2 separate regions of the Homo sapiens genome follow, and region 1 is linked to region 2. The links are chromatin contacts, found by Hi-C or POLR2A ChIA-PET in ENCODE. All regions are on one chromosome and are shown on one strand. Each heading gives the region's core, a stretch centred on a gene start or an enhancer-like site at or near the end of the contact. The rest is flanking DNA. Distances are from core to core; before and after follow the strand shown. Region 1 overlaps BCL11B (BCL11 transcription factor B). Region 2 holds the start of LINC02325 (long intergenic non-protein coding RNA 2325).

Region 1 (5,611 bases), core at 315-2,814, 1.8 Mb after region 2:
TCCTGGGCTGGGGGGCTCACCCTGCCCTTGGCTGCTGCCTTTTCTCCACACCAGGAGTGGGGGAGTCTGACTTTTCACCTCCAACAAAAAGGCTATTTTGTTACTATTTTTCCGCCCAGAGGAGGCTGTGGTCCCAGTTTCCCAGCTGTCTGAGCAGCGAGGGGCAGATGCTTTCCCAGACCTGTGGCTGATCAAGGGCTCCCTCCTCCCTCCCTCCCTGCTCTCCTCTCCCAACCCTCAGCACAGACTCCTCCTTTCTGAGACACCCCAGGGCCCTCCAGACCAAAACCAGCGGACCAGCAAGAAGGCGTCAAGAAAACTCAAAAACAAAATAAAATGAAGCCTCGGGTGCCTTGCCTTCTCCAGCAAGGCCTCTTCTTCCCTGGGTCCAACTCGAGGCTTGCAAGTCCTGATCACACCCTCCCCTGAGGAGGCTCCCACTCCCTGTGTGCCCAGAGGTCACTGGCCGCCCCCAGCAGGCTCTGGGCCAGGGTGGGTCCAGATCTTGCAGGGCCCGAGGTTTATACAATTCAGGGTACACTCATCACAAAGAAAAGAATGCCAAACCACACAGGGACATTAGGGACAGGGCCTGGTCACACAAGGGGCTCTGAGCTTCAACTGTTTACCTCACGGTGAGTGGACCAAATTCTCCCATAAGGATCTTCACAGCCTGGGGCAGAAAGACCTAAGCTTTCAATCTAACAGTTTTCATTTTCACCACCAGTTTCTTCAGAGAAAACTGACTCCTAAGCCTCATTAATGTGAAAAATGAGGAAAGTTGGGGGAACTACTGGGTGGGAAAGGAATTGAGGTGGGAAATGCACGACCTTCTGCCTGGCTCTTGCAGCTGTTAGAAACCACTGGTGGCTCCATCTCACATTTCAGCCCAGCAGGCTCAGCCCCAGAGACGGGGAAGATCTGTCTGCTCAAGGTCACACAGCATGCCAGCCACAGTAGGATGCCATCCTAGGTCTCGAGCCAGAGTCCACTGTGCCTGCCTCTCCCCACTCTGGACTCAACAGGGCCACTTGCCTGTAACTCATGACGAGGTGGGGGCCAGCTCCTCCCAAAATGCAGTCAACATGAAACCACAGATGTGTGCAGGACAGGTGGGTGCCTACTGTCTTGGTTCTTTCACCCCACTCTGGAACCCAAGTCCCATCACCAAGATTCGACCTCAGAGTGGAAATCACTCATTGCCCAGCCAGGAGCAGAAAGGGCCTGCACCAGCCACAGTTCAAGAACACAGGATCCCACGAGGCCTGGGCTCCTGGGACATGACACAGTGAAGACCCAGGGCCTCCCTGGGAAGTCAGGAGCCTGTCCTCTTTTTTTATTTTAATTTTAATTTTAAGTTCTGGGGTACATGTGCAGGGTGTGCAGGTTTGTTACATGGGTAAACGTGTGCCATGGTGGTTTGCTGCACCTACCAACCCATCGCCTAGGTATTAAGCCCAGCATGCATTAGCTATTTTTCCTAATGCTCTCCCTCCCAGGAGCCTGGTCTCTAGGCGCAACTGAGCTGGTGACTCACCGGACAACTGTGCAAGGTACCTCTCTATGACTCAGTTGCCTCATCTGCAAAATGAAAGGAATACCTGATTTACCACCCTCGTGGGGCAGAGAGGTGGATGGAATGTAGGCACAGTTATGACCACAGTGAAGAACATAACTGCCGGAGTTGACACCCTGGGACCCTACTCACCGCTGTGTGACCTTGGGTAAATAACTTAACATCTCTGGGCTTCAGTTTCCTCTTCTATAAAGTGGGGCTGATATTAGCATATCATAAGGTCATAGGGAGGATTACACCAGTTAGTATCTGCAGAGTCTTTAGAATAGTGTCTGGCACACAGTAAGATCTAGTAAGTATGAGTTAAATTTAACATCAGGCTGGGTGCGGTGGCTCGTGCCTGTAATCCCAACAGTTTGGGAGGCCGAGGCGGGTGGATCACCTGAATACAGGAGTTTGAGACCAGCCTGGCCAACATGGCAAAACCCCATCTCACTAAAACTACAAAAATTAGCCAGGCAGGCGCCTGTAATCCCAACTACTCAGGAGGCTGAGACAGGAGAATCTTTTTTTTTTTTTTTTTTTTGAGATGGAATCTCCTTCTGTCGCCCAGGCTGGAGTACAGTGGCATGATCTCGGCTCACTGCAAGCTCCACCTCCTGGGTTCACACCATTCTCCTGCCTCAGCCTCCTGAGTAGCTGGGACTACAGGCACCCGCCACCATGCCCAGCTAATTTTTTGTATTTTTAGTCGAGACGGAGTTTCACCGTGTTAGCCAGGATGGTCTCGATCACCTGACCTCATGATCCCCCCGCCTCGGCCTCCCAAAGTCCTGAGATTACAGGCGTGAGCCCCCGTGCCCAGCAGGAGAATCTCTTGAACCTAGGAGGCAGAGGTTTTGGTGAGCTGAGATCGCGCCCTTGCACTCCAGCCTGGGCGACAGCGAGACTCTGTCTCAAAAATAAATAAATAAATTTTACATGAAATTAGGAAAAACTCCATCTCTTTGTTTCCTCAGTGAAAAGATGACCCCAAAGGCACAGGGTGACAGCCAGTCAGCCTTATTTCTATAGATTATCAGCAGAGCCCACTCCTAACAGATTCTAGACCTGGTGGTTAATTCATTAGCCAAGCATGCAAATGAGCAACAACCACTCAAAAAAGCTGTCAAATGCCTGATTAAAAAAACTTTAGTCAATACTAACTATTTACTGTCAAATAGACAAACTAAGAATAATAATATTAACTCAGGCTGAATGTTGGTTAAGTTCACCCCTTGGGAGCCCAGCTGCCTTTCTCTCTTTTTCTTACCTTATCTCTCTCTCCTGTTTCCTGAATTACTGCTGGAAGTATGGAACTACGTACATAAAACAATAAATAAGGCCTCAAACCTTAAGAGAAAAAAAAAACACCCATTTATGTGACCAGTATTGTCTGTCTTTTTTTTAATCCAATAAAACTTTCAACTACAATCGGTGCTGATGTCACCATGTTAGCGGCACACACTCTTGACTCTGGTTTGCACAGTTCACATGGCAGGTGGGTCCACCGCCTCCCTGGAAGGCCAGTGGGACAGGAAGGGCTCACCCCCTTTCTCAGCTGAGGAAACTGGGACTCCACCAGGGGAGATGGCCTCAAGCTACAGGGGTGGGCACCCTGGGATGGCAAAAAGTCACCTGTCCTGACTCGAGATAATTGGGGTCTGGACTCAGCTCTGCCAGTAACTAGTTATGTAAGTTCAGACAAGTCACTGAGCAGGTGAGAAGGGAAGAGTTGGCAGCAAGGTCCTTCCAGGAGGCTAGGAAGCCAGACCCTTCCTCTGGATCCCACCGGCAGGATCTCCATTATCAACAACAGCTAAAACCCACAGGAACCTGTTCTATGTATACCTTGTCTGAATCAAACCTTATAACAAGCCCAAAACACAAGGAACATTATCTCCAGTTATAGGTACCGAGACCTGGGGAGGCAAACAGTTGGCTGACAGTCACATAGCAAGACCCTGGCAAAACCACAATTCCACAAAATAAAACAAATAATTTGTATTTATGGGGGAAAAGTCTATGCAACAGTGAATATAAAATAAAAGAAATAATCATATGTATGGGAAAAAATCTAAAATTCTGGCCCAGGTGCACCTGAATTTACAGTGTACTTCATTCTTTGTCACCACCCATCTCTCCAATGCCCTCATTAGGAAGTACAGGACAGTATATACAAAAGCCACAGACTGAAGGCCATGGTCCCTGGGGGTCTGAGGACTTCTGGCTGTATCCACAGGGTCATATCTGGGATGGGCTTCAAAGACCATTTTGGATGGGGTCAGAGGTGGTGCCCGCCATCAAGGCCCCACCAGCCAGACAGACAGAGTTAGAATACCCATCCCCAAAATCCTCCACACCCCTTGCTATCCAAGGAAACTAGGCCTGACTGAGTCTGACTCTGCTTTGCTGTGTGACCTTCAGCAACTCCCTTAACCTCTCTGAGCCCCAGTTCAAAGTAGGGTTAGAAATATATATTTCAAGGTTGAAGAATTAAGTGAGATAACCCAAGAAAAGCATCTAGCACAATGAGGAATACCAGGTAGCGCCCCTCTTCCCCACCACCCACCAGCCCAGCCCAAACTCTGCCCTGTTCAGCCATCCCAACACCCAAACCCCAGCCTGAGCCCAGGGCCATGTCCCTCAGACAGAACACTGCACTATTCCTCGGTGCAGACAGAACTAATAATTAGCTGTCATGATTTAATAATAAAAAAAGATAATCCATGCCACAACACACATGGATTTAACGCATCTTAATTTGAAGGGAAAATAACAACTCTAAATAGATCAAGTGCAAGTTTTTTAAGGCAACCTGCGAGTGGGGTTTATCTCCAGTTTCCAGCACAAGCAAGTTATTTAGTTTCTCTCACTAGCCAAGCTAATATTTTTTTTCACGTTTATTTTATTTATTTTTAAAAGTCTGGAGAGAACATTCCCAAAGCAGCACGTAAATCCCTGGGCTCGTCAGAAGTCCTTTTCTCTCACACATTTTGCTTAGCAATGGGTCACTGGGGCCCCAAACCAAACCCTTATCTGTGCCCCACCTGCTAAGAGAATCTCCCAGGTAGATCCCGCGTCCTCCCTAGGTTGTGGATGAAGACATATCAAGTGGGCAGGGACATCGCAGCCAGGGCTGCCTGCCACCTCCAAGCCCAGAGGGATCTGCCACCTCCTGTCACCTGCTGCCTGTCTCCGCACTTCTCCAGAAAACTGACATTCAGGACTTGGAGGGTTACGGAGGCAGGCCTATGAGTGACAGCTGATAGTTAATTCCTCCCTCTGTAGCTTCATTTGGTTATGGAAGGGCTGAAAACAGGCAAAACCAAATTCCTGGTGATCAAGCGCCTCCCCTTCAGTGACTATCAAGTGAGAATTATATGGAGGAACCTGTAGGAAATCACCGTGAGAGAGATCCCAGGTAAGTGATCATGGTTTTGACCAAGAAAAACACGTACTCGGCATGCTGCCAAGCAGGGTCCACACTTTCCTGTGTTTGGCTTTCTAGAAGCATCCACTTCTTGATCATCTGCCTCAGGCCCAACCGGTGCCAGGTGGGTGCTTCCTCATTTCATCCTCAGCATAACCCAAAAAGGAGGTGCAGACGAGGAAACGGAGGCCAAGAAAAGTGAAGTGACTCACACAGGTGGCCAGCAGTGAGTGATGGGGCTGGGATTCCACCCGGGAGATGCCAAAGCCTGTGCTCCCTCACCTGAAACCCCCCGCCGGCTCCTCAGAGTGCACCGCCAGCAAAGAGATCCTCAAGGGACAGTCACCTAACAAAAGGCAGAATGGACGGGAGAGAGTCTACTCCATGCTGACACTGCCTGTGATGGTGGATTTAGTCCCACAACCCAGTGGCGGTTTGTCCCAACCCTGACAGGAGCCCATTGCCAAGAAGACCGGTGCAAGCTGCTCTAACGCCTGAAAATGCGGCGGAGGAGGGAAAGCCGAGCGCCAGGAAAAGCTCCTATTTGCAGCACACCTACCCCCACCGTGTGCCAGGCACTCATCATAAATGTCACAATGACAGATGAGGAAACCGCGGCTCAG
Region 2 (5,693 bases), core at 576-3,075:
CAGCACCTGGGCCGTGACACCAGTGCCTGGGGACGTGGTTTGCCTGGGAGCCAGGTGGAGCTGATCCTCCTTCTGGTGGGTGCTCTGTGCCTGAGGCATAGCTGGGCTGCAGGGGGTGGAGGACTCCTCATTCTGTCACTGCCACTCACAGGGCCTGGAGAGCTGTGTCTGTTTCTGGAACCTCTGAATCACAGCCTCCTTGGGTTCTTCTGAAGGCACATTGCACCTTCTAGAAGGGTATGACTCAGAAGGAAAGAGAGAAAAACCTCTACTGGCAAGAGGAAATGGCTGCAGTGTTTACTTTATCTGAAAATGGCACACGCTTTTATTAAGACATAAATGCCAGTGATGGATTCTGCTCTTGGCGTGTGGCTGTGCTCCCCAGCCCTGAGGTGAGATGGTCAGGAGATGTGAGACCCTACAGAGAAAATATTTACCATGCTGAGCTGTCATGAGACAGAGTAAGTGGGCAGAGGGCAGCTGGTTCCTTTGACCACCTCATTCTAGGGAAAATAAACAGGGACCCTGGAGCAGTCACTAACAGAGGGGAGCAAGTATCCTCTCTCTGCAGTAGAATCTCTGAAAATTCGGATAACGTTAATTGTGCCACTGTGGTGGCAGTGCAAGAAATTCCTGTTCATCCCGCTGCAATGATGATTAAGGTAACAAACACCCAGTCGGGAAGTCAGGCTCCGGCCCTGGAGAATAGTTGAGGATCGCCTGTAGCATATTGTTCCACTCTGCTGGCATCCTAACTAGACAGCTTTAGTTTTAGCATAAAATCCATATTCCAGACCTTTATGGAGCAGAGAGGCAAACTCCAATGCTGCCGTTGCAAGCATCAAACAGCATTAGAATGAATTAAGGAGATTTAAGACTCTCGATGCTGTCGGGGCTCTTCTCCATCCCCTCTGTTTTCTCCAAGGAGCTGTTTTAAAGGCGTGGGGGGCAAATTGGAAGAAGGGAGTGGGAAAAACGCAAACCAATCACGCTAACCTCGCTCCGGAATCGAAGTCTGACTCTGTACCACGCATGGATTTAATTGGGAGAGAGGTCTTTTAGAGACACTCTGGGTGGGTGCATAGATCAGTCTGGAGTTTCACAGTACGGCTTCTTCCAAGGTCAGAGCATGTGTCCAGGGTCTTCCCCGCTTCCTGGTGGACGGGAAGGCGTCTTCGGTCCGGTGGTTGACAAAAAATCCAAAGAGGGCGTCAGATGTGTGCACTCTGGTGTTTGGAATTTAAGTAAAATCTGTAATTTTCCTCCTGCATTTCCTCAGAGAAATTAGCTATTCTATTCACTGCATAAATTTTCAGGTTTTGCTAGCACGACACTCAGGGTGTTGAATTTTTTATGACAAAAATGCTGTAATAATTGTTGAACAGATGTAAGTGTTGGAGACTCGGCTCTGGCAGACCTCACGAAACCTCGATTAGCAATTTAACCCTGTCCTCCCTCCTGTCCGCACGCCGGGGAAGAGGAGTTGCAGTTTTGAATGGCTTCACTGGGATATGCACAAAGGCAGAGAAAGAGTTTTCTGGAGAGCAGGGGAAGTCCTTTAACGAGCTCTTATGCCCAGCCAGAAAAGGAAGAACTCGGTGCAGCCTAACCCTGAAATTACCACATTACCAAGTTGTCTAGCTGGGTGATTAATAAACTAATTGACACGGGGGACACTTGTCACTGGCGAAGCAGCTCCCTAGCCAAAGCGAGGAGCAACTACATAGCGTCTCCCGGGGAGCTGGGAAGTGACAGTCTACACCCGCTTCCGGGCTCCCCGTGACATAGGCCAGCCGGGCCTCCATTTACACCTCAAAGCAAAGTCACAGAGGGATCCGCCCCTTTCCTGGCTGCCTACACAGAAAGCAGCCATGGGAGACTTGCCGAGGACTTTGTCCACCAAGTGATGAAAGCATGCAAATGCCTCCGAATCAAAGGTAAATCAAAAGAAAATGGCAGCCCGCAAGAGGAGGCGGCGGTGACAGCCCGTCAGCCGTACAGCCACCCGACAGGCCTGGTGGCAGCGTGGAGGCTGCCAAGAGAACCGCCTGAGGAGGCTGCCGCCAAGACAGATGTCACGGCGAGGAGGGCGCGCTTCCGTCGCTTTCGGCGGGGCCTCATGGAGCAGGAAGTGGTACTACATGTGCCACTTAAGAGAATAATAATACTAATAAAACTGGGCGTTGTGAAGGGGGAGAGGTGGGGGAGAAAGGCTGGTTAGAGAGAGAGAGAGAAGAGGGGAAAGGCATGTCACAGTGTTTGGTAAAGGAGGAACTGAATTGATGGCCATCCTGAAGTTTGTGTGTGTGCGCACATGTGCGTCCTTTAGCAGGCTGGCTTTCCCTAGGCGCTTACAGCATCTTGAGAGGCATTGTGCTGGTGGAGACGTGGGGTTCTGGTGACAGCTGTGTCTTTGCAAGAGAGGAGAGGTGACCACAAGGCCACAGAGGTCCTCTAGTTTTTATAGCCCTCTTTTCTGCCTTTCCTGGAAATTGACTTTTGGTTTCCTGCCAAGATTGGGTTGCCCATTATACAAAAAAGCAGACTCCTGCTTGGGGCATTGCAGAGTTGCAGAGATGGAGGGAGACAGAGGCAGGTGAGGAAAGCCTCAATGTCTGATTTTCTCTGTGTCTGCCTCTGTGTTATTTGCGGATGGGTCGTGAGCCCCAGCCCAGCAGCCCACGATATTCGGACCTTAAGTACTGAAAATAACCTACTCCCCTTTTCATGGGTATTTTAAATTAAAATTAATATATAACAGGCCAGGTTTAGTGGTTCACGCCTGTAGTTTTCAGCACTTTGGGAGGCTGAGACAGGAGGATCGCTTGAGCCCAGGAGTCTGAGACCCACATGAGCAACGTGACAAGACCCCATCTTTACAAAAATAAGAAATAAAAAAAATTAGCTAGGCATGTTGGCATGTGCCTGTGGCCCCAGCTACTTTGGAGGTTGAGGTGGGGAAGATCACTCGAACCTAGGAGGTTGAGGCTGCAGTGAGCAGTGATGGCACCACTGCACTCTAGCCTGAATGACAGGGCGAGACCCTGACTCAAAAGAAAAACGTGAGTGTGTATGTGTATAATAATAATTACATATATATATATAGCCATTACAGCAAGAATGTCCAACATAACAGCTCTTATGTGTTTTTTGTATGTCAAGTTTTTCTAAAAATTGCTGACTTTGAGGTGAGACTTCTGTTTTACCTGTGCTCTGAGCAGGTGTTTGGGCTGCATGTTGGGAAATCCAATCCCAGAAATTGTGTAAAAAATAAACTATGTTTTTTTAAATTCTAAGATGATTAACTTTTGTCTAGGAAGTGATTGCAGATAGGTTCTTAGCCATAAATGTATAAAATTGTCATAAACCACAACATATTGATTTGATCATAAGAAATTCACTTTTCTAAATGTCCCCCCTCCTCTAAAAAGCATTTGGGAGTAATGCAGTCAATATAACAAAGAGTCTAAAGATATAATGTCCAAGTGCCTTGGAGGTGAAAGACCTTACACTTTATCTTATTCTTACCATTCCTACCCCAGCTGCATTTTATAAGCAGGAGAGTTGCTGGCTTTATAGTGTAGGAACAGTTTTAGTGCCTCTACCATTATCCCATTTTTGCAAATACTTCCAGAGGAAGTAATTCTGAGATTGCTGAAAATTCTCATAGGTGTAACTATGTGATAAGTCCTTCAGGGCAGAGAGAAGATGGGTAGAATTAGCCCAGCCTGGTGAAGTGTGAACAGGATGCCCATGGGTGAGAATCTGTCCTGGGTCCAAATAAAGCCTACACAGTTGGATGTGTGACCCTTAGCATCTCCGAGGCTGAATGATAACCCTCCCTACAGCAGCATGGCCAGTGTTAAAATGTACAGAAAGCTCACATTGCAGCAGGTGATGTCGGAAGGGCTTCATCAATATGTGCTGTACTGAGCATCATAAAGCAATCAGGCGCTGGTAACTGAAATCCTGGGATGGGCTCTATTTATAATTTATTGTACACTTAGTTTAAGTGTAATTATATATATATATATATATATATATATATATATATATATGGTTTTTTGTTTGTTTGTTTGTTTGGTTTTTTTACAAAGTTTTGCTCTTGTCACACAGGCTGGAATTCAGTGGCATGATTTCTCCTCACTGTAACCTCTGCCTCACGGGTTCAAGCAATTCTCCTGCCTCAGCCTCCCGAGTAGCTGGGATTATAGGGACCTGCCACCATGCTCAGCTAATTTTTGTATTTTTAGTAGCGATGGGGTTTCACCATGTTGGCCAGGCTAGTATTGAACTCCTGACCTCAGGTGATCCACCCACTTTGGCCTTTCAAAGTGCTGGGATTATAGGCACGAGCCACTGTGCCCGGCCGATATATTTCAAAGTCTAAATAAAATGCAATGGGAGACTGACATTCACTTTTAATACCATTTCACTAAAAGTTACCATTTAAGGGGATCATCCCTGTGGTGGTTCAACCCAGATGTTCCAGATGTTTCTTCCTTTTTCATCCATGATCTGCTGGTTCTCTTCACAGTAGCACTTTTGTTTTATTTTTAATATACTGTACATTAGTCTATCACTGGATAAGCATTTTTTTCTTGCAGCAAGTTCCTTATTCCTAAGAGCAAAATGTCCTCAATCTTTAAGTCAGAATTTAAGCACTTTCCTCTTCAAATATCTGTAAAAAAGATTGTCTTCTTCCAATTCTCTCTGTTCAAATTCATGACGTTCACTTTTAGGTTACCATTATTTTATTTAATGTAGCTGAAACATTTCAATCTGATTCCATATTAATATTTCCCTTTTTCAGATGAGGAAAACAAAAGCTCAGAAACTATCTTGGAGTCAGCAAGTAAGAAGGAGCTTAGAAAGGCTTAACATTTTCCATGCTTCTGCCTGGCTTCAGAGCCCATGCACTCTGCCTTACCACGGCAGGTGAAAGATGGCCCCAAATTCTTAGGTACATCTCCTGCCAAAAGACCCCTCCTATGGGTTCTGTGACTACTTCAATGAAAAGAATAGGGCAGAAGAGATGATGAGAACTTAACATCTGGCAGTGTCCATTTCCTGTCTTTTGAAACTTTCTGTTAAAGGCCTGAGCCACGTATGAAGTGTGAATCTTCACACCATGCAAGAGAAGCCACATGTTATTGCTCTGGTCAACAATCCCAGCTGACCCAACCAGATAGTGTATCAGGCATATGAGTAAAGCATTCTTAGATTCTTCAGTCCAGCCCTTCACCAGCAGAACACCATTCAGCAACCCTTGTCGGCATCATGTGGGACAGAAGAACCACCCAGCTGAGCCTTATCCAAATTCCTGACCACAAAATCATAAGGTATGATTGCTGTTTTAAGCCAAAAGTTTTGAGATAGTTTGTTAAGCAGAAATAGCTATTGATCAATTATCATGTATAATTGATTATAATTACAAAATGCCAGGACCCTGTTGGAATTGTCTGCTTCATGCTTTACTTTGTCTGAGTAGCTTTTGAACATCTCTGCAAAATCACAACCACAGCTCTTTACATTGTATTGATCTATACCTAGACTCTTTATCCATATCCTTTGTTTTGCTGCCAACAATTCTTGAGTGGACTGGAAAGAATTCACTGTCTCTGGCTCTTTGGTTGCAAGAGTAACTTTCAGGCTTCTGGTTTTAACAACATGGCAGACTGAACCAATAAGCA

Evidence for each region. A loop is a pair of places that touch in the nucleus more often than their neighbours do. ChIA-PET counts read pairs that join two places held with the same protein, here RNA polymerase II (POLR2A). Pooled maps may share reads with other maps.
Region 1: a loop to region 2 is called in a map of breast epithelium, with 14 times the contacts of the local background. The contact joins the enhancer-like site here to the promoter of LINC02325 in region 2. A Hi-C loop is called at or near these places in 2 of 168 maps with a recorded cell type or tissue (breast epithelium and sciatic nerve) and 2 of 50 pooled maps. POLR2A ChIA-PET finds 5 or more read pairs at or near these places in 6 of 52 experiments (activated CD4-positive, alpha-beta T cell, activated CD4-positive, alpha-beta memory T cell, activated naive CD4-positive, alpha-beta T cell and 2 more).

Annotation. Positions count from the first base shown.
Region 1 is chr14:99,247,952-99,253,562 of GRCh38, forward strand. The region is part of intron 2 of BCL11B (BCL11 transcription factor B); the gene reads right to left. Among named protein-coding and RNA genes, the nearest start is that of BCL11B, 21 kb to the right of the region's middle. Within about 2 kb of position 1,565, at least 3 of the 41 ENCODE cell types and tissues checked have a DNase peak (open chromatin) inside an H3K27ac peak, as active enhancers do.
Region 2 is chr14:97,456,991-97,462,683 of GRCh38, forward strand. It overlaps LINC02325 (long intergenic non-protein coding RNA 2325), which reads left to right and starts at 1,826. Exons shown (of 5, transcript NR_110166.1): 1 at 1,826-1,937.